Linked DNA regions of Homo sapiens: region 2 is linked to region 1. A link is a loop called in an ENCODE intact Hi-C map of the cell type or tissue named here. Cell type or tissue: upper lobe of right lung. All regions are shown on one strand. Links, peaks and the distances in the headings refer to the core of each region. The heading gives the core; the rest is flanking DNA.

What was found. Hi-C counts contacts between places; a loop is a spot of excess contacts. Peaks named below come from ENCODE experiments on the same cell type or tissue, not always from the same donor. Only the 100,000 strongest peaks of a DNase experiment are listed, where the experiment ranks them.
Region 2: it touches region 1 in a loop (4-fold over the local background); 104 of 110 quality-filtered maps call a loop at or near these places.

Annotation. Positions count from the first base shown.
Region 1 is chr7:151,366,219-151,377,667 of GRCh38, reverse strand. NUB1 (negative regulator of ubiquitin like proteins 1) reads right to left here. Exons shown (of 15, transcript NM_001243351.2): 9 at 10,543-10,729; 10 at 9,700-9,807; 11 at 8,781-8,933; 12 at 3,425-3,571; 13 at 1,725-1,820; 14 at 857-1,034; 15 at 1-621. The coding sequence ends at 443. It also overlaps a transcript of WDR86 not described here. Among named protein-coding and RNA genes, the nearest start is that of NUB1, 30 kb to the right of the region's middle. In upper lobe of right lung, for the core only: no CTCF peak of the experiment used is centred there; no DNase peak of the experiment used is centred there.
Region 2 is chr7:151,443,492-151,454,940 of GRCh38, reverse strand. No RefSeq gene overlaps it. Among named protein-coding and RNA genes, the nearest start is that of CRYGN, 9.1 kb to the right of the region's middle. RefSeq lists silencers at 5,984-6,278, 6,077-6,556 and an enhancer at 6,169-6,668. In upper lobe of right lung, for the core only: a CTCF peak has its summit at 6,079 (motif pointing right); DNase peaks (open chromatin) are centred at 6,110 and 6,500; H3K4me3 peaks cover 911 bases; H3K27ac peaks cover 613 bases.

The DNA.
Region 1 (11,449 bases), core at 3,884-6,383:
GAGATGGCAGCGTGGGAAGCAGGAAGGTCAGGGCAGTGGGTGCAGGAGGCAGGCAAGCTGGGCAGATGGAGCCACAGCTGGAGAGGAAGCGGTCGGGACACCCTTCCCAGGACCCTGCCCTGGACACCTTCCCCAGGACCCCTGTTCTACAGGACCCCTGTTCCTTCCTGTTTCGGGGTAAAACACCAAGCTGGGGAAGGGGTTAGGGACGCAGACCTGGGAGGCAGATGGAACGGCCTGCGCCAGGCCAGAGGAAGCTTCTTCCCCGAGACCACGCATGAAGGCCCTGGGACCCCTCCTGGACTTGTCCCCTGCCCACCCCCTCCTACACCCAAAGAGGACTTGTAATTCAGATAAAAAGTAAGAACAGAAAGAGCTGCATTAGCCTTTTCATAATGATAGCATTTATAAGCAGAAAATTAGCGCTATTTCTGTTCATTATTTAGTTTTTCTTTGTTGCTGACTTCCTATTTTCTACATAGGATAGGTACTCTGCAATAATAATTTCTTCATCTTCCAGAGTTGAGTCAAGATAGTCTTCCTCATGCTCTGGAATGTCTTCCAGTATCTCATTGACGGCCTCTGTCTCCATGTCTTCGTCTGTTGAGGCACTAGAGGTTCCTACAATAAAATACCGCAGGAGTAAGTGAATTATGTGAGGATTGTCCTGGGGACACTGCACGACCACAGTCAACCTCAGACTGTGCCTCTTGCTGGCCACACTGTCCAGGTGGCCGGCCCGGTGACGTCAGGGGACGCCCCCTCAGTCTCCACATCTGCCGTGGCTTAGGGCCACATCTGTTGGCTTCTGAAGACACTTTGCTCTCAATGCGGCCCTCAAAGACCTCAGACCTACCTGCGGAGTCAGAAGGGGACGTGGCTGGCGGGGACAAAGAGTCTTCTGGCGACAGCGGCAGCTCGGGAGGCAGGCTTCCTCCGTTGTGAGCAAGGGTCTGGGCGGCCAGCTGGACGTTGCCTCTGAACACTCTCAGCGCAGCTTCGGCCACGAGTGCATCAAAACCCATGTACACCAACTAGGGGAGAGCGCAGGGGTCACAGCATCAGCCCCTGGCGCCTCTTCTGCCACCCCCGTCAGCCATACGAGTGGACAGCCGACTCTCATGTTTAAGAGCTCCCGGCGTGTGCACCATGGCCCTTTGTGCACAAGTCATGCTTCTGTGCAATGTGAGCGTAGAGCAACCTGGAAGGGGGCTTGGAAGACTCAAGTCGGGTGCGTCAGGGAGCAGCCATCTCAGGACAGGCAGTGACCTCGGGCTGAGAGCAGGGCGCCACACCAGCCTCACCACGAGCACCGCGAGGTCAGTGGCCACAGCATACAGGCGTGCTAACGCGTGTAGGGGCACAAATGTGGACAGAGCCGTCACTTGGGATACAAAGCTGGATGGGTTTCCCAGGTCACAGTGCCATCCTTTTAGGTCACAGGCAGAGAAATGAGGCTGATGCAAACAGTGGTGCATAGACAAAGGCAGCAAACCTAAAGAGAACTTCCTGACACTTCCCCAGTTTTCCTGCTTTCCAAGGAGGCCTCCCCTGCCCTCTGTTACTGCGTGGGTGGCCTCTGAGGTGGGCAGGTTACACCTGGAGCCTGGGAGCCAAGGTTTCAGCACGGACTCCCCCAGTCCTGCTGCCTGATTCACCCGGGTTACCCCAAGCAACCCCACCCGAGGCTGTCCAAGCTGAGGGCACAAAGGCCTGTCACTCACTCGGTCAATGTTTTCCTGGGAAGGACTTTCTTGACGGTTGTCGGTTTCAGGATTGGAATCATTTAACCACCACATCTGAGGATTGCTGAGCAGAATCTAAAACACACAGGAACACCCTTTACCCATCACTAAGAACTCTTCACACATTCAGACAGGCGCTGCACCCTGCCATGTGCTAGGCAGACCCCGCCGTCCTCTGCTGCTATGAGGCAGAGAAAGGGGCTCCCACTCAGGCTGGTGTTCACAGAAGGCTTCCAGCCAGAGACCAGGACAGCTGGGGTTTGAAGGAGGAGCAAGACTAGTCAGGGAAAAGATCCCTTCTGTTAGAGCAGGAAGGGATGGAGAGCAGGTGGAAGCAGCATCCAAGAAAACAGGTTTTGTCAGAGCTACAGACAGAAAGGTCTCAAGCAGCTCAGGGCTGCCTGATTGATCTTTGAAAGCGTCATGCCCTCTAGACTTAAAATGTCAGGCAGGTAGTAGGGTTATTTTGACCCTTGATTTCTTCATCACACAATACTTAATCTTCAAAGACCCTGTGGAGACTTTCCTTTCCAACACTCAGTACTTCCATTTTGACTGGAAGTATTTTTGTGCCACTCGTATAATTCACATCTATTTTGAGACCCATCAGTCCCTTCGAATATTCAGAATTTCCCACCTCTTAATATTTCTCCAACACACAAAAAAACGAACTAGATGATATTCAAATAAAAATTTAAAATTTAACGTATATGTTAAATATACATGTACATAGTTACAAAAGTACTGACTTGTGGAGCCTTCCGGGGAACAGGGCAGGGATAAGAGGCAAAGGCAGGGTGGACTCCCCGTGCCTGCTGCACCCACACCCGCCTCAGCAGGGCAAACGAGGACACCTGCCCTGCACCCCACCCCCTCCAACCCCATCTCTGTCCCCCCAGCCCCGCCCCCAGCACGTGCACAACCTAAGCCAGCTCCTACCACTCTGCTTCCTGCCCGCCGCGCTGCCCCAGCATCTGTCTGGACTGCTGCCTCCACACAGCCAGCCCCCTGCCTCCTGTGCACCCCCTCGGGACCCCTCACCACGTGTGCTCTGAGTTTGTCTCTCACTGACCTGCGGGGCCGAGAGGGCAGAGGGTGGTTCCATGCCAAGCTGCTGAGACGCAGCGCAGCACCTGCCCTACTGAGGATTCGATATGCTTCTCCAACACAGGGAAGGAAGTGGCCCAGGTAAAGTCACTGCTGTCTGGATCCCAACCTGCTGTCACTCCTGAGGGGTTCTTTGAAAAGCTCTCCCTTTGCCAACATGTACGATGGACTAAATAAATAAAACTAGATACTTACATTTAAAATTTTAATGCCAAACAATTATACTACAAGTTGAATTCCCATTCTCTTTTTTCTGCCGTGGAAACTGCCTGTTTCACTAAACTCTGCTGCACACAGAAACCCTACACAAAGTCCTGGCCTGTGGACTGTGCTGGTGTGGACAGGCACCACGTTTTGGAGCCAGGCCTGGGCCAAGCACTGAGCATGGGGCCTCACGTGGCCTCACGCAGCCTGTGTCTGGGCTGGAGCCCAGGAGAAACCTGCCCTTCAGATCCGGATGACGGGGCAGCCCATAGGAGTGAGCCCGGGAGGATGCTGGAGAGCCATGGAGGGAGCTCTGGGCAGGACCCACTGCTCAGGGACAAGGCCAGAGGCCCCGAGGGAGCTGCTACCTTCAGGGCCTCATCCAAGTTCCCGCTGGCTGCGTGGAGTACCTGCTGGGCCGCGTGCGTGGAGTAGCCCATCCCTTTCAGAAACCTGATGTTCTCGAGGCGGCGTCTTTTCTTCTCTTTTTCCTCCTTCCTTATTTGGGCCAGTTCCTTTAGGAAAACAGCAAAGTCCCATCCCAAGTTAGGGACTGAGATTTCACAGCCTCTCAGTCTGCGCTCTGCAGGATTCTCCGCATTTCCAGGCAAAGCCAAAAAACCAAAGCAAAGCACAGGGGGCCCTCTTTCTACCTCTCCTCACCCAGCCAAATGGCAGAGGTGCCACAGAGGCAGAGGGGTGGTGGAAGTGCTGCTTCTGAGGCAGGCAGTGGAAGTGAGATGCCCGTGGGGCAGGAAGGAGGTGCCTCGCCAGCCCCGCCATCCACCATCCGGCATCAGGATGGGCTGCTCGCCAACCCAGCACTCCCACTGCAGAGGTCGCGGGTGTGAGGTGCATGGATTCTCTTCTAGGAACCAGGTAGGAACCGGGTAGGAGAGCTTCTGCACGCGGTGGGAAGGCCTTCCAGCCTTCGATGAATCGCCCAGGGATTCAAGTTAAAATGTGATGTGGAATCAGGGGCTCCTGGGCAATGCCAAAGCTGGTGACCCGCCCCCCACAGCCTGGGGAGCAAGGACTCCAGGGCCTTCTGAGGCCTGTCATTCCATTCGGAACCCACAGAGTGCCCAGAGACAAAGGTCATCTAACCTCTTGGTTCTCAACCCTGTTTCTCAGAGTTGCCTGCTATTGCTGCAGGAGCGCAGGACGGCTGCAGAGGGTTCTAGTCTCTTCACCTCTCCCACCCAGGGCCAATCAGGAGAGTTCCCAATTTATTTTGTAAACTAGTATCCCCATAAAAATGTCATTTAAAAAGGGGATTTTGCTGCTTAAAAACAACAACAACAAAGCAAGTTTGAAAACCAGGAATTTAATCCAACCTCATTATTTTCCCAACAAGGAGACAGAAAGCTTTCAACAAAGTTAAGTGACTTGCTACATTCTCCCAGGGAGACCAGCCCCACCATCAGCAGCAGCGAGGACGGGGGAGAAAACAGACTCCTTCCTTCCAGAGACCTGATCCTGCCTCCTGCCCAGCCCAGGCAACAGGCGCCTCCCTGCATTTTCCCCACAGCAGGAAAGCGGCCTCATCTCTTAGGAAAACAAAAGCATCATCATTGTGGAACCAGACTCCACAGGCCCCACAGTAGGAGCAGGCAGAACAGAGTGGCTGCTGGAAACATCTCCAGGGATGAAGACATCTGTAGACTCATGGCCTGTCTCTATCACAGGAGAACCTCCTGGTGTGGCCCTGGAGTGCCCACAGCGCCAGCTCCCTTTGCTTCCCCTTCAGCTGCACCAGGCCTGTCTCATGCCCCCATTACGTGCTCTACCTCTCAGTGGCCAGTCTCCCCCAGCTCCAGCCCCGCTGCACAGGGCAGCAGGCTCCGTCATTCCAGTCACCTACCTGAAAGCCCGCAGCAGCTCCTGACCACCTCCCCACACTGAGGCACCAGCTCCTTATTCTGCTACTCAGGGCCCCCACTCCCTGGCCCCAACAATGCTTCGAAACTGACCTTATCCTGCCACACCACCCCAACCACACATGCCAGCAGGAGTCTTTCATACCACTCACATTTGCACTTTTATTTACACATACTCCATGTAAAATGCCTTTACTGGCCCCATCCTCTGCTTTCAATACAGTTTCTTCCATTTATATTCCAAAAGGCTAAGAAGCGCACCTAACATCCAAGCACAGAGAAGGACGCTGCCAGCCAGCGGACCTGGGCATTACCTAACACAGACCTCACACCAACTGGGAGCTTCGAAGAATACTTCCTTTCATTACAAATGTCTTAGTCTGTTTCCTTTTAATCATGTAAACACATGTGAGAACATTATTTTCTGAAATTTCTCTTTATACTAAGATGAGTTAGAAAGATAAAGTAGATCAAATCAATGACAGTGAGTACTGCACTGAAGTGGCTACAGTTAAGTAGAATCAGATCTCAAGAGAGAGGCACTGTATGGTCACAACAAGCTGGGATGGCCTCTTAGGAAGGCTACGTCTCACGGCCTGGCCATGCCGAAGCATGATCTGTGAGCTCCGTTTCTACAGCTGTTGCTTTTCTCAGATGAGAAACTGGTCTGTACTCAGGGCCATATTGCACAAAAAATATAAACTTTTAATAATTATGTATTAAAGGCTGGGTGCAGTGGCTCACACCTGTAATCCCAGCACCTTGGGAGGCCAAGGTGGGAGGACTGCTTGAACCCAGGAGTTTTGAGACTGGCCTGGGCAACATGGTGAGACCCCATTTCTACAAAAAAATAAAAATCAGCCGAGAGCTCTTGGCAGGAGGATCATTGGAGCCCGGGAGATCAAGGTTGCAGTGAGCCATAATCACGCCACTGCCCTCCAGCCTGGACAAGAGAGCAAGGCTCTGTCTCAAACAAAAACATGAACGAATTGTTTTACATTCAGCTCAGTCAGATGCTCATACCTAGAACGTTGGAACTCCGAGGGCAGCAGATTTCTCTTGCTCATCTAAAGCTCCGATAGGAGCTCACTTTCTGTGGGACATTGTTTTTGTCTTTCCAGCACCCATTCTACCCCTCCCTGAGGTGTGGGAGGCTGCTCCAGCTCCCCAGGTGGCCCCTGAATGGGCTAAGGTGGCAACCCTCTATCTCTTGCCACAGGCCTGAGCCAGTCTTGGCGTTCCTCCAGCCTCAGTGACAGGTTCAAGGCTGCCCAATCACAAGAAGCTCAGGATTTTCCCTGAGGATTCTGGGACACAGATTATGGCCCTTGTTGTGACTGGATGACACTGATGACATGGGGTGGGGGGTGGGGGTAAAAGACAGACCTCAGGTCCTCAGTGACATCAGTAAGCCACTGAATGAATCACCTAACCCTGAGACCTATCCTACTTCTGGACTTTTTACAAGTAAACGGCCAATAAATCCCACCACATCCCTTGTTTTGATGTTTAGGCCATTTTGGGTTTTTTGTTGTTGTTGTTGCTTTCAGCCAAAGGCATCGTAACTAACAACATCTGTTGGGTGGAAGAGGGAGAAGGATCAACTGCACTATATACACTGGTTTTTTTATTTGCATTTTCTCCAAGGGCTTTTAACTTCAGAAATGTACAAGTGATATGACTCCACTATACTTTAAAAGACCACCTCTGAGCAACAGCTCTTCCCATGTGTAAGATGAGAAGTACCTGTCCTGTGGCCTCTCGGCTGGTCACAGGCAGAAGTGAATGACATGAGTGTGACAATGTTTTATGAACTATAGTCTTATACAGTGATGAGAACTGTTTTCCAAATGATCTCATTTTAAAACACTAGCTTTCCAGATGCTAATAAAATCTTACTTCATTCTCAGTAAACTATCGCAAGAACAAAAAACCAAACACCGCATATTCTCACTCACAGGTGGGAATTGAACAATGAGAACACGTGGACACAGGAAGGGGGACATCACACTCTGGGGACTGTTGTGGGGTGGGGGGAGGGGGGAGGGATAGCTTTAGGAGATATACCTAATGCTAAATGACGAGTTAATGGGTGCAGCGCACCAGCATGGCACATGTATACATATGTAACTAACCTGCACATTGTGCACATGTACCCTAAAACTTAAAAGTATAATAATAATAAAATAAAATTAAAGGAAAAAATAAATAAAAATAAAAATAATAAATTCTTACTGGTAGTGGAGTAATAGTAAAGCAATAAATCAGTATCAGCAATGTTCATTTTTCTGTTAGTACTGAATTAGACCATGTAAAACTCAAACACACAGAACTCAACTTTTCAGCTGGTCGCAGTGGCTCACACCTGTGATCCCAGCACTTTGGGAGGCCAAGGCGGGAGGATCACTTGAGGTCAGGAGTTCGAGACCAGCCTGGCCAAATTGGTAAAACCCCATCTCTACTAAAAATACAAAAAGTAAAGCTGGGCGTGGTGGTGGGCACCTGTAATTCCAGCTACTTAGAAGGCTAAGGCAGAAGAATCACTTGAACCTGGGAGGCAGAGGTTGCAGTGATCACGCCACTGCACTCCAGCCTGGGTGACAGAGTGAGACTCTGGAATAAAAAAAAAAAAAAGAACTCAGCTTTTCAAAGTCTCTGCCTTTACCTACTCATTGACTTCTATAGCAAGACCCAAAGGACCACGATTGGACTAGGCAAGAGAGAAAGGTAATGACCACAGCTGGTGTTGTAAAAGGAGAAACCCTGTGACTGCTCACCACGGAATGAACCCACGAATCCACTCCCTCTCTGGCATCAGGTAGGCAAACAACCACGGGGCTTTCCTGCTCCCATCCAAATACCCCTGAGGCTGCTTTTTTCCTTCAGGATTATCCTAGTGTTTAGCAAAAAGGGAAACGAGGTAACATACATGTGAAGATTCTAGAGACTTCTATGGCTGGAGTTTACAGCTAGAAAGGACCTGTGAGATAATCTAGTACCAACTTCTTGTTTTGGCAAGAAGAAAAATGGCTCTCCTGCTAATATTCCACCATGACCGCCCTCTAGACCTCAGTTCTTTCACTGCAGAACATATTGGATAGAATAAGGATGCTTCCAACTCCAAAATTCTAAGGTTTTCTTTAATGTACTTAATTGTTTCAAATGATTATAGTTTTTTAACCTGTGCTTTCATAATATAATACAACTTGTTTCTATGATTTGACTTATGTTTCTAGGCAAGGATGCAATCCCCAACTTTAATAATGACCTCATGAAAAAACAATTTTGTTTTTAAAATGACTTCCAGAAATACACTATGGTGTTAAAGAAAGAGAGAGAGGGGACCGTTTGCCACCACAGCAGGAAACAAAACTAAGGAGACTGCAGCATGTGAAAAATGATCCAATTGAAAAAGACAAGTTTCGGCCAGGCGCGGTGGCTCACACCTGTAATCCCAGGACTTTGGGAAACTGAGGTGGGCGCATCACTTGAGGTCAGGAGTTTGAGAACAGCCTGGCCAACATGGTGAAACCCCATCTTTACTAAAAATACAAAAATTAGCCAGGTGTGGTGGCACACACCTGTAATCCCAGCTACTCAGGAGGCTGAGGCACGAGAATTGCTTGAACCCGGGAGGCGGAGCTTGCAGTGAGCCAAGATCGTGCCACTGCACTCCAGCCTGGATGACAAAGTGAGACTCTGTCTCAAGAAAAAAAAAAGGACAAGTTTCTCCTTCCTTCCCAATCTGGAGTAATAAAGAGTTCCTGGTTATTAACACTCCTGTGGGATTATCTTTTTTTGTTCTTTCATACCCAAGAGAGCTAGGGCATGTGAAAGTGGGTACCTCTCTGCGGTTGGTAATATGAGTGGCCGCATGATCCACGTTCCCATCACACGCCCTCAGGCCAAGCCGGGCTTCCTGGGCAGTAAACCCCAACTGCAACAAATTGTCCACTTTTGATGGATCAATATATAGCTCTTTAAAGAGCTGACGTGCCTAGAGACAGGGAAATGTAAGAATCATGTAACCACGGCAATACTTAAAGCTTAATACAAAGTGAAAGCCTAAAAGAAATTAGATTGTATCCAATGTGAATTAAAAGGCATCAGATTTTGGATAAAATCTCTAAACTAGGCCTGTTATTAACAAGTACAAATGGAAACAGACCAACACTACCTCTACTCACATAACTTAGCCACAGCACAACACGAGGTAAGAGGCTGGGTGTTGCAGAAGTGACTGGTAACCACTTTGTTTTTGCAACAAAAGCCCCCGAATTTCAGCTGTGCACGTGGCATTTCTCACCCTCCCTTGCAGCTGGGTGTAGCCAGGTAGTGAAGTCGAAGTCAATGGCATGCAGCCACAGCGCTGGGTGCAGCTGCGGGGTCATCTCTCCAGTGGCCTGCTCTGGACTCTCTCTTGCCCCCTCTGCTGGCTGGAAGAGGCACTGACAGGAGCAACCTAGGACGCCTCGCTGAGGCTGGCGGGCTGCTCACTGCTCCGGCCTGGCTCACCTCTAGACGGCAAGATGAGTGAGCCATAAACTTCTATCCAATTAAAGTCACTGTCTTTTTGAAGTCTCATTACAGCATCTGGCTGTACTCTAACATATACAAATATGTTTCTGGTTCAACATCTCCTGTGCACGGAGAAAGCACAGGCATGTTTCTCACAAGTCACAAACTACTAAGTTAAAATCCTTAACTTCTGGGAATGTTTTTTAAAAGGAGGTGAAAATTGGTTACAACTTTACTTTTCTTACCTTGTTAAGATACTCATAAGCCTCTACATCATTTCCACTGTGATAGTTTCGGATCCCTTGAAGTAAGTAGAGTCTTAGAAACAGTACCTTCTCTTTCCCACAATTTCCCTAAAATTATTGAAGAAAAAAAGGATAAAATTGCCTTATTTCTAATTACAGGTCTATAATACTCATCTCTGTCATTCCCTTGGTCTCCAGAGGGGCAACATGATAGGTATTAAAATGTCCATGGCTTCACTATGACTGACGGCAAAAGTGAAGCCCCCTCTTCCCCATCCCCTGTGGTATGATAACATTCCTCATGCCACACAGGAGAGTCAGTGTCAGGGCACCAGCCTCCAGACATGCAGCACAGTGGCCCTTCTGGTCAGCAGAGAAGTATGCAGAAATCCAAACCAGGTATCAGAGAGTCTGCATCAGCAGGATTTTGATGACTTGGGGAAATCAGAAAAATCCTTACTCGAGCCACAGCTCTTGAGCTGTGACTCATTCACGTAAACCATTACTGCTGAAATGTCTATTTTCTGCATTTACATCTTGCAAATTAGACTCTACCGATATAAAGAAGTCAGCAGCTCTCTCCTGGTCAGGGTGATCACTGATGGGGTTCTATGACTAGCAAACCATGTTCCTTTGGGCTAAATGCTCACACGCTAAGTAAGAGAGACAGCCAGATTTGTAAAACATTGAACACTTTATAAATATATAGTTTAAAAAGACTATACTGCATACTACTATCAAAATGAAATTACCTTCTGGCAGTAGTTCAAATACTTTAACAGGAATAAACACAAATGCTAGAAATGGACTCAACGAGACATAAGATGAATTCCAGGAACATACTTTTATGTGGACCAGTCTCTGATGATTTTCTCCGTAACAATTTTTAAAGCATTTCTGGGCCAAGTTTAATTTTTTTTCTGCATCATCAAGGCATTCCAGCTGTTCCAGGCGGAAGTAACACCACACTATATCCAGCTGGAGGACGGCGTAGTTATCCACTGTGTCCAGCAGCTCTCTGCAACACTCACTGGAAAGAGAAGGACAGTGACATCACTGCCAAGCAGCATTTGAAACATTTTTAGCATTTGAAACCTTTTTGTGAATGACTGGAATTCTTTCCCCGTTCTTGGTATATATTCAAAGGCTGACTGCTCTAAAAGAGAGATCCTAATGTTTAGGAAGGGAGCTGTGTTTATAATCTCATCCTTCTAATGGGGGAAAGAAAGAGAAATCAGAAATCAGGGCTTAGGAATCAAAGCTTACCACCACTTGCCCCAGGACACACATGCAGCCCCTTGATAGGAAGCAGAACCCAGGGCCACTGTTTCAGAGGCCCTCAGCAAATACGGGGAAGACCATGCTTTAAAGCTGTGACTTCCAATCCTGACTGCAAATCAGCATCACCTGGGCCAGAGCAACGTTCTTTCTTTCTTTCTTTCTTTCTTTAAGAATCATTGATCCCACCCAGACCAAACATAACAGAAATTTCTGGGGGTTGGGCCTGGTGGTTATACTGCCAGAGTCTCCCCAGCTGATTCTAGTGTACAGCCAGGGCTGAACACCACTTCTTTAAAGACACCAAAAAAATCCCTACGTACTATGAATGCCTCAGCTGATGACGGCTCTGACAAGGCATTCATGTTCAATCATATTCAAGCTGGGGGAAAAACAATCCAGAAAGCACCAGGCTCTAACGGCCCAGCTGATTTCTGAGGGCCTGTGTGCAGGCAAAATTTGACTCCGTATT
Region 2 (11,449 bases), core at 4,569-7,068, 77 kb before region 1:
GCTCCTTGTGGGACTTCCTGAGGGTGCCCGCAGCTCCCCTGCGGGCTCAGGACACAGACGCTCTGTCCAGTCTTTCTCCTCTGTCTTCTGCTACATCCTGCTTGGATTTGAGGAGTGCTGTGGTCTGAACATACCCCCTAAAATTTAGATATTGAAACTTAATCACCAGTGTGATACTAGGAAGAGGAGAGGCCTTTCCAAGGGGGAGGAAGTCTGAGGGTGAAGCCTCACGGATGGGCTCTGGGCCCTTATCAAAGGGCTTGAGGTAGTGGGTCCACTCTCTTATGCCGCGTGAAGACAGACTGTGCCATTGGTGAGAAACAGGCCCTCACCAGCCCCTGCCCCTGCGAGCACCATAACCTGGACTTCCCAGACTCCAGAACTGTGAGAACATGAGTTTCTTCTCCTTCTAAATTACCCAGTCTCAGGAATTTTGTTACAGCAGTGCAAGTGAACCGAGACGAGGAGGAAGGCCTGGGAAAGCCGCTGTCTTCCACATTCCACGCGTGGAGCTCCTGCCGCAGGCCGGTTTTAATTAAAAAACAAAAACAAGGCTGGGCACGGTGGCTCACACGTGTAATCCCAGCACTTTGGGAGCCTGAGGAGGGCGGATCACTTGAGGTCAGGAGTTCGAGACCAGCCTGGCCAAAATGGTGAAACCCCATCTCTACTAAAAATACAAAAAATTAGCCGGACATGGTGGCTCATGCCTGTAATCCCAGCTACTCGGGAGGCTGAGGCAGGAGAACTGCTTGAACCCGCGAGGCAGAGGTTGCAGTGAGCTGAGACAGCACCACTGTGCTCCAGCCTGGGCAACAGAGTGAGACTCAGTCTTGAAAAAATACATAAATAAAAAAACAAAAGCAAAAACTTTGAGAGGCCGAGGCAGAGGATTGCTTGATGCCGAGAGTTAGAGATCAACCTGGAAAACATAACAAGACTCAGGCTCTACAAAAACGTGTAAAAATTAGCCAGGCATGGTAGCATGTGCCTGTGGTCCTAGTTACTTGGGAGGCTGAGGCAGGAGGATCACTTGAGCCCAGGAGTTTAAGGCTGCAGTGAGCTATGATAGCACCACTGCACTCCAGCCTGGGTGACAAAGCGAGACCCTGTCTCAAAAAAAGTTAAAATAATAAAAAATAAAAACCCTCTCTTGATGTGAACCCCACAAACGTCTCATCTCATCCTGCATGTGGTGCTGCGGTGAAAGCCACATCCCTGCTGATAGGAGCTCCTCTCCTCTCTCCTCCTCCTGCCTTTGCTCTGCCACTGGCCCAGTGTTCAGACTCGTCCTGAGCCACTCGGACTCCACCGGGACCAAATGGTGATGCAAAGGCGCAGTGGCCTAGGTCAGGAGGCAGGCTCCCATGTTGTGCTTTGCCACCCCGCCCCTGGCTGGTGTGGGACCACGTGCTGTGTGGCCTGCCCCCCGCTGCAGGCAATCAGACCAGGAGTGAGCTGGGCAGGGACCCCACTTGGCCCCAAGTGAACTGTCCGGGGCTCCCTTGTTCAGAGCCATGGACCCAGAGATCCTGAAGGAATGAGGCTCTAGCCCGGAGGGCTGTAACGTGAGAAGCAAGCGAGGCTGTGTGCACCAGAGTCCTGAGGTTGGAAGACTGAGCATGAGGACACACGCTGCTGCAGCCTGGGACCACAGCTGAGGGGACTGTAGCGTCTGCAGTGGGGCACTGAGGGGGTCACCGTGGACCCCAGCTGCCGCAGCCCCTGGAGCTCCCTGCTTGGTCAGTACCCTAGGGCCTGGCTGTGCACAGTCCCTGCTCTTGGAGTCAGTCCTGCCTTACGCCCAGGAAAGAAGCCTGCGCCTCAGGGACCAGCACTCCCACCCTCACCCCCCAGAACCTTGGAATGCCTTCCTTAATATTCAAAAATGTCTAAGTCTCTCCCTGGTTGCTGGGACTAGCCAAGGCTGGTGGTGCCATCAGGTGGGGGCCCTGAGCTAAGCTGGGCCCCTTTGGGGCATTCTCCAACCCTCCACACACCCCCAATGAGTGGGGTGTGTTCATGATGCAGATGAGAAAGCACGGCGAGAGGGCGTCGCTGCAGATGAAGCAGGCTCGCACGGTTCCAGTTTACCCCGTGGATGTCTTTATGCCAATGCGTTTGACATTTTAGATGGAATAATCAGTAGACTAGAAGAGCATAAATTACCGATATTGACTCAGGAAAAAAATAGAACACCTGGCTAGAACTAGACCTGTTACAGAAATGGAACCTGGAAGTCAAAAATCTAACCCTAGAATGGCATCAGGCTGGGACCGTCCAGAATTTTTAAGGAACAAACTCTTCCCAGAGAGTAGAAAGTGACAGTCCCTGTCATCTTTTATGAAGCTAGCAGAACCTGCATCCACCACCCAGAGAGGAGCCACAGGCGCTGACCTCCTGCCTGGGGAAGGGACAAGTGGGAGCAAAGAATCAAACCCAGGTGACTGCATGACTTCCCACACCTAGCGGGCGACGGGAGGTGACAAAGAGCAGAAGACACACAGCAGCTGCCAGGCTGCCCCCATCATCAGGAAAAGCAAAGAGAGGCAAAGTCGTGCAGTTGTTCCCTCAGGCCCTGGCAGGCACAAAGCTGCTCCTCCCACCCTCCCGCTCCCTGTCTCCCAGGGCCACTGGCTGCTCCTGAGTCCACTCCAGCCCTCCCAGGAGCCCAGCCTGAGGGTGCCCAGGGCGACTCCGGGGTTCCCTGCCACTGCGGCCAGCTGTCCTGTCTGCCGGTGCCGGGCCGCCTGAGCTGTGGGCTCTCAGGAGCACCCCACGCTCACCTGGTGACCAGTCCCTCTGCTCCTCTGGGAGGAGCTTGCTCATCTGTGAAATGGGTTAACCGCACAGAACCCTGCCAAGATGGTGGGCTTGTTGTGAGCTTCAAAGTGGAGACTAATTAAACAGTGAGAATTCATTAAACACCAAAAGATCAAAACGCGATGCCATGGCCCCCACACCCACTTTGCTGTTGACCCTCATGGTGGGTCTGTGTGGAGGGATTTCACGTGCACCTTTCCCAGATCAGGCCACGGAGACACAGGGCCAGGAGCCCTGGTGGGGACAGTGTGACTTCGGGTGGTGCCCCTGCCTCACAGCAGGGACTTGTGGCACCTCAGGATGATGGACAGCCCTGCTCCAGGGGGACAGCGGCACTGGGACCACACGGGGACAGAGGCAGGGGACGCAGCACAGAGCCCCCCTCCCTGGGCTGGATCAGGCAGGCCCTTCCTACCCTGTGAGGCCAGGGCCTCCCTCCCCTTGGTGACATACATCTTTCCCAACTAACCAGAGCGGGGACAGGCTTACTGCCCGGGATGGCACTCAGGCTGGAGTGCAGTGGCATGATCTCTGCTCACTGCAACTTCTACTTCCTGGGTTCGAGTGATCCTCCTGCCTCAGCCTCCTGAGTAGCTGGGATTACAGGCGCCCGCTACCACACCCAGCTGACTTTTGTATTTTTCGTAGAGATGGGGTTTCACCATGTTGGCTCTGTTGTGCAGCCCCCACTTTGCCCATCCTTTCATCTGGTGGCCAGGAACCTTCCAGAGCCTCAGGAAGGGAGCAGAAGCAGAGGCGAGTTGAGGGCTGGTGGTGGAGAGCACTGGCTGTCTCCCTGCTGAGGCCCAGCTGGTGCTGAGAAGAGCCCTGGCTTGGGGCCCCTGGCTCAGAAGCTTCACTCCTGCTCCCTGTGGTCAGCAGAATAGTGACCCCCAAAGATGTCCACGTCTTAATCCCTGGAACCTGTGACTGTGGCAGAAGAGACTTTACAATCATTTCAAACAAGCAAAGACTGAGAGTGTTTACCACACAGAGGCTACTACTAAATGAGTAACTGAAAGACATACTTCAACATGAAGAGGAGAGAAACCCAGGTGGAGGGTACAGGATCTCAGAGACAATAGTGCAGTTAGTGATAAGATGTATTGGTAAGTTTATTAACTAGTTACAGTCTTTCAAATGTGTTCTTGCAAAAAGGAAAATTAAAACTATGGATTGTAATATCAACTTGGCGGGAGAGAGCTCTTCTTTGCTTCAAGAGTAAAAGAAATATCGGAGAACTATACTTTCTTTTTTTTTTTTTTTAGATGGAGTCTATCTCTGGGATTTCAGCTGTGAGTCCCTGCGCCTGGCTTTCTTGTCCTTTTTAGATGACCGCTTTGCTTATCTCTCTGAACACCCCAAATTCTTGTCTTAAAGTCTTGTCAGATTGTGCTATAAATGTGTTCACTTTTTTTTTTGACGGAGTCTCACTCTGTCGCCCAGGCTAGAGTGCAGTGGCACAATCTTGGCTCACTGCAACCTCTGCCTCCCGGGTTCAAGCGATTCTTCTGCCTCAGTCTCCCAAGTAGCTGGGATTACAAGCGCACGCCACCACACCCGACTAATTTTTTATACTTTTTGGTAGAGACAGGGTTTCCCCATGTTGGCCAGGCTGGTCTCGAACTCCTGACCTCAGGTGATCTGCCTGCCTCAGCCTCCCAAAGTTCTGAGATTACTGTATTCAATCATTTTAAGTGTAAACTTTGATGAGTTTTGACAAACGTATCCACCTGTGTGCCTACCACCACAATCAAAATATAGAACTTTCTATCACCCCAAAAAATTCCCTTGTGCTGTGTCTGAAAATCACCATCTCTGCCACCACCAGCTTTGGACCAGGAGGCCGCTGGTGTGCTGTCTGGCACCAAAGAGCCCTGTATCTTGTCCAGAGTCTCATACACACAGAGCCACCCAGCGTGCAGGCTTCTGCGTCTGGCTTCCTAGGCTCAGCGGATGTTTCTGGGATTTATTCATGCCATTGCGTGTATCGAGGGTTTGTTCCTTTTTACTGCTGAGTGGCATTCAGTTGTATGGATGAACTACGATGTAGTTATCATTCGACCATTGGTGGATGCCTGGACTGCGTCCAGGCTGGGGTTGTGATGAATAAAGCTGCTATAACATGTGCAAAGCTGGGGGTCTATGTTTTTACTTCTGTTAGGTAAACACCAAGAGTGGAATTGTCAGTTAACATGGTAAGCGTATCTTGACTTTATAAAAAACTAAAGTAACTGTACCATTTCACACACCCCCCAGCAGTGAGTGAGAGTCCCACTTGCTCAGCACCCTCAGCGACACTTGTGATGTCTCATTGTGCTTTTAATTTGCACTTTGATGGGTAGCTTTTAAAGGATGAGCATATTTTCAGCCTTTGAGTCATTCGATCAGGATGTGTTGATGACTTAGGTGAGGAAGAAGGAAGTGAAGTGAGATCTAAAATAAGAACATGAGGCCAGGCACGGTGGCTCACACCTGTAATCCCAGCACTTTGGGAGGCTGAGGGGGGGCGAATCACGATGTCAGGTGTTCGAGACCAGCCTGGGCAACATGGTGAAACCCCGTCCCTACTAATAACACAAAAATTAGCCGGGTGTGGTGGCTCACACCTGTAGTCCTAGCTACTCGGGAGCCTGAGGCAGGAGAATTGCTTGAACCCAGGAGGCAGTGAGCTGAAATCGCGCCACTGCACTCCAGCCTGGGCAACAGAGTGAGACTCTGTTTCAAATAAAATAAAATAAAGTAAGAATATGAATAGATAAAGCTGGTGTGCTTTTAGAACTGCACAAAGGTGAGGAAACGTGTGCGTTATAATTCTCTGTAGAGGTTAAGGGCACCAATTCTGGATTCGAATCCCAGCTTCACTGCCTGCTTGCTGTGTGACCCTGTGACCTTGTGCAAGCTACTCATGCAGGCTGGGCCTCACTCCCCACAACTCTAAGATGGGGATCATGACAGAACCCACCTCCTAGGATTGTTGAGAGAATTAAATGACTTAATATATGTTAAGCTTTAGTTGGTGCTGGCTATAAGTAAGCACTATGAGAATTCGAATTTATTATAATTCTAAGCAGATGTGGTGGCACCCGCCTGTAGTCCCGACTACTCGGGAGGCTGAGGCAGGAGGATCGCTTCAGTCCAGAAATTCAAGACCAGCCTGGGCAACATAGGGAGAGCCCATCTCTAAACAAATATAACGGCAATAATAATTCTAATTCTAAATCCTCCCGCGGCCGCCCTGGGGCGTGTGGTGATTGTGCCCACCACGAGGGGTCAGGCTTCAGCAACTTTCATTTACCCGAACCTCGCTGGCTTTCAGGGTGGGAGACCCGGGGACTGTCTTCTGGGGCGCAGACGTCCCGCCTTTCCTTCCCCGCCCGAATCCGATGACCCCCGGAGCACTGCAGCCCCCTCCCTGACGCCGGCTGGAAACGGGGCGCAGCCAGGGGGCCCGGGCTGGCGGGGCGACCCCTGCAGAGGCCCAGGCCCAGCTCACTTGCAGACGGGCTCACTTGCAGACGGGCTCACTCGCAGACGGGCTCCCTCGGAAGGGCAGGGACTCAGCCTAACCGGGCTCTTTACACCCCCTTCCTTGCTGCCTGCCGGCGGCCACGACGCCAGGGCACAAGCTGGGTCCCCAGCAGGGGGCGAGGCTCCTGGAACCGCCCCGCACCCCCGCCGAGCTCCGCTGGGGCCCTCGGCCGGCGCTGCAGCCTGGCGGTGCTGGCCTTCGCGCATTTATTCCCTTACTCATTCACGCACTCATCAGTGTCCTCCGGGGCTGACCCGGCGCAGGAGGCGGAGAGAGGAACCCGCAGCCCGGTGCGGAAGCGCGGAGCCCAGGCGGGAGCTGCAGGCCTGGCGACCACGAACTGCGCTTCGCTAGCGGAGCGTTGGGCAGAGCGGGCATCGCTGCCCCATGCAGCCCTGGACCGCGGACGGAGTCTAGTCTCCCCGCTCTCGCCCACGCCTGAGCTTTGGTATGCAAAGTGTTTCCAACTTTTTGTTCGTTTATAAATATCTTTAATAAATATATATATTGAGACGGAGTCTCGCTTTGTCGTCGCCCAGGCTGGAGTGCAGTGGCGCGATCTGCAACCTCCGCAGCTCACTGCAACCTCTGCCTCCCGGGTTCAAGCGATTCTCCTGCCTCAGCCTTCCGAGTAGCTGCCACTACAGGTGACTGCCCCCACGCCCAGCTAATTTTTGTATTTTTAGTAGAGACGGGGTTTCATCATGTTGGCCAGGCTGGTTTCAAACTCCTGACCTCAGGTGATCCGCCCGCCTCGGCCTCTCAAAGTGCTGGGATTACAGGCGTGAGCCACCTCACCCGGTCTCTCTCTCTCTCATGTATATGTATGTGTGTGTGTATATATATATATATATAATTTAAGTAGAGACAAGGTCTTACCGTGTTTCCCAAGCTGGTCTCGAACTCCTGGGCTCAAGCAATCCTCCTGCCTCGGCCTCCCAAAGTGCTAGGATTACAGGTGTGAGCCAGCGCGCCCAGCCCGTTTGTAAACATCTTTTGAGCGCCTCCTCCTTGGTGTCCACAGCTCTAGCGCTGAGCGCCTCGCCCACACAGATGCGATGGTACCCGCTGGCGAGAGAGGTTGGGGAGTGGGGCTGGGGGGAGGCGCGGGCAGCGAGACCAGGTCCTTGAGCCCTGGGAAGCTCAGCTCAGGTGTTGGGACCGCACCCCAGGATGGGTGCAACATCTCAGGAGGCCTGATCTCAGGGTCCTGCGTGTCCTGGTCCCTGCTTCACTTGAAGGGCCATGGGAAGCCATTGAGCAATTTTAGGTAGGATCACATTATAGGTTTTAAGTGAGTATTCACATTAGAGCACCTAGGAGCCCCCCATTTGTAATGTCTTGTCTTTTTTTTTTTTTTTTTTTTTTTTTTTTTTTTGAGACAGGATCTTTCTCTGTTGCCCAGGCTGTACTGCAGTGGTGCAATCTTGGCTCACTGCGGCCTCGACCTCCTGGGCTCAAGCAATCATCCCACCTCAGCCTCCCTAGTAGCTGGGACCACAGGCATGTGCCACCATGCCCGGCTAATTTTTTAATTTTTTTGTAGAGACAGGATCTTGCGTTGTTGCCCAGGCTGATTTCAAACTCCTGGGCTCAAGCAATCTTTCCTCCTTGGCCTCCCAAAGCACTGGGATTACAGGCATGAACCACCTTGCCTGGCCTGTAATGTCTTATTTCTTAAACTGGAAGGTAGATTTGCTGCCTGAAATGACTCATAATATATATATAGGGAAAGGAGCCGCTCTTGCTGTGGGTGGAGAACGGTCTGGAGGAGCCCAGAGCAGACAGACTGGGATGCTGAGAGGCTCCTGCAGCAGTTCCACTGGTACTGACAGTGGCTGGAGCTGGGAGTGGGCATGGAGAAGGAAGTGGGGAAGGGGGCAGAACCTGGGGGTCTCACACAGTGGTGTCACATACAGCCTCAATTTGGAGGGGAGTCCTGAGTCCTGTCTCTCAAACGCTACCCAGGATGGCCTCTCCCAAGCCCCAGGACCACTCTGCTCCCAAGAGCATTAGGATGACGCTGGAGGCAGGGGGCTACTGGGAAAGTGCCTCCCCTCAGCCTGTCACACACACCCAGAGCTCCAGAGTGAAGGGCTGGAAGGGCCTCATTGCCCACTCACATGACTTTGTATTGAATTAGGGCAGGTTTGGGAGTAGCAACAAACTGGGAAAAGTCTAAAATGAACCCACACAACAAGGAATAGACAACAGCAAAGGAACAGATAGCGGACTCACACACACACACACAGCAAAAGAATAGATAGCAAGTTAAAACACACACAGCCAGGCATGGTGCCTCATGCCTGTAATCCCAGCACTTTAGGAGGCCAAGGCAGGAGGATCCCTTGAGGCCAGGAACTCGGGACCAGCATGGGCAACATAGTGAGACCCCGTCTCTACAAAAAATTTTAAAAACCTAGCTGGGTGTGGGCGTGTGCCTTTAGTCCCAGCTACAAGGGAGGCTGAAGCAGGAGGATGCCTTAGCCCAGTTGTTTGGGGCTGCATTGAGCTATGATCGTGGCACTGCACTCTGGCCTGGGTGACAGAGTGAAACTCTGTCTCTAAAACAAAGAAACACTTGCACACACACAGGCACACACACATAATCAATAAGGAAAGACAGAAAAAAATGAGCAAAGCATATGAACAAGCAATTTACAAAAGATCCAATTCAAATGAACGCTATACATTTGAACTGATGTTGAGCAACTGGCCTTGGAACTACCAAGGGTAGATCTCATCTGTATGTCAGTGGGGCAATTTGGAAGACCTCTGTGGCATCTAGTGGCTTGAAGGTGAACTCATGCTTCAACCCAGCAATTTCACCCAGAGGCATGGGCCTCAAAGGAGGCAGTATTGGTCCCAGGGTGTGGTTGGAATTTTGTAGGGTGTTTCTGTTTGTCAGAATGCTGGAGGATGGGTGGGCAGGCCCCAGGATGCTGGATATCCCACCACATCCAAGGAGACACTGTCCCACAATTTCCCCTAGAAACGCATAGTATTTTTTGTGTGGCTTTAATATATACTGAAGATTTCCTGGTATGCAATTTATTAGATATATAAATGGAAGATTTTACTTAGTTTTCTGAGGAATTCTACTGAGCTTTGTTCATTCACCATTTCAGAAACTCTTGTCACTAAAACAAAAAACCAAATTGCAGAAGGCTACATATAATGTAGCCACACTAAAAATTTTCTATTATTTACAGATACATACAAAGAAAGTAAAAAGATGAAAACACACAAAGACATAACACAAAAATCAGGACAGTATCTTATCCTTATGGGGAAGGAAGCCTTCAATTCTATGTATAATGATTTCTTATTTTAAGGAAAAACATTGATCCGACATAAACCTGGCAAAATGCTAAGATTTGACAAACTTTGTATGGTGGTGTTATTGTTCCTTATATTATTTCCTATTCTTCTCTGTGCTCTAAATTACCCAAAAACGGGAGAGACAAGAGGCAGAGAAGGGAGGCAGGCAAACGGGTGATGGCTCAGGGTGATTTATTATTAAAACCATTAGCCTCCACGCTGTAAAACTCTCCAATGCTGAGCAGCTACTGGTAGTTCTAAGGCTACATGTTATTGAGATTTTATTTTTTAAGCCATGATAGCATTCTTAGCCTTGCTTCTTCTGTGCTGTCACGATATTTATTCTCAGTCCATTTCCTTAGAATTTTGTCCCCAACTAGCAGCTGTATAGTGACTCAAGATCTCACCTACCTCAAGGTACATTTTAACAGTGCTCTACCAAAGATGACTCAAAAAAATGACTCTGATGTTGAGGTTTGGTGATACTGGCATTTGCATATTATGTAGCTATTTTGGGGAGGGGTTCTACCTGGCCACAAATAGATAATATGAATCTTAGCAGACTCCTCCTCTGGTAACTGAATTATAATAAAATCCCAGGTGGGAATTGAGATATTGCATTAGAAATAGGGAATGGAGGTGAAATTTGCAGGTATCTTATTCATCTACCCATTTTTAATAATTCTTTGCGTGGGGCTTTCAGCTAGGCATTTTTTCATATATATTTCTCAGAAAACACCCCAAATCACTGCTTCTGTTTTGGATTCTGTTGTCATCACCTTTTTGGGTTGTCTGTGTGCTCTGGCCCTGCTGTGATGAGGGCAAATACAAATTAAAAAGAAGAAGTTCAGCTGGGCACAGTGGCTCACACCTGTAATCCCAGCACTTTGGGAGGCCAAGGCAGGCGGATCACTTGAGGTCAGGCATTCAAGACCAGCCTGGCCAACGTGGTGAAGCCCCATCTCTACTAAAAATACAAAAATTGGCCAGGCGCGGTGGCTCACGCCTGTAATCCTAGCACTTTGGGAGGCCAAGGCAGGCGGATTGCCTGAGCTCAGGAGTTTGATATCAGCCTGGGCAACATGGTGAAACCCCATCTCTACTAAAATACAAAAAACTAGCCAGGCTTGGCGGCGTGTGCCTGTAGTCCCAGCTACTCGGGAGGCTGAAGCAGGAGAATCGCTTGAACCCAGGAGGTGGATGTTGCAGTGAGTTGAGATCACGCCACTGCACTCCAGCCTGGGCAACAGAACAAGACTCCATCTCCAAAAAAAAAAAAAAAAAAAAAAAAAAATTAGCTGGGCGTGGTGGCACACACCTGTAGTCCCAGCTACTGGGGAGGCTGAGGCAGGAGAATTGCTTGAACCTAGGAGGCAGAGATTGCAGTGAGCTGAGATCGCATCACTGCACTCCTGCCTGGGGGACAGAGCAAGACTCCATCTCAAAAAAAAAAAAAAAAAAAAGCTCTTAAAACAACAATGAGACACCACTGCACACTTATTTGAATGGCTAAAATCCAAAACTTGATAGCACCAAATGGTCAGAATGAAAAATCATATAGCCACTTTGAAAGAGAGTTTGACAGTTTCTTTTTATTTGATTTGATTTTGAATTTTTTAGAGACAGGGTCTTGCTATGTTGTCCAAGCTGGTCTTGAACTCCCGGCCTCAAGTAATCCTCCTGCCTTAGCCTCCTGAGTAGCTGGGATTACAGGTACAAGCCTCTGCACCTGGCTTTTATTTTTTTTTCAGTTTGTTGCACAACTAAACATAC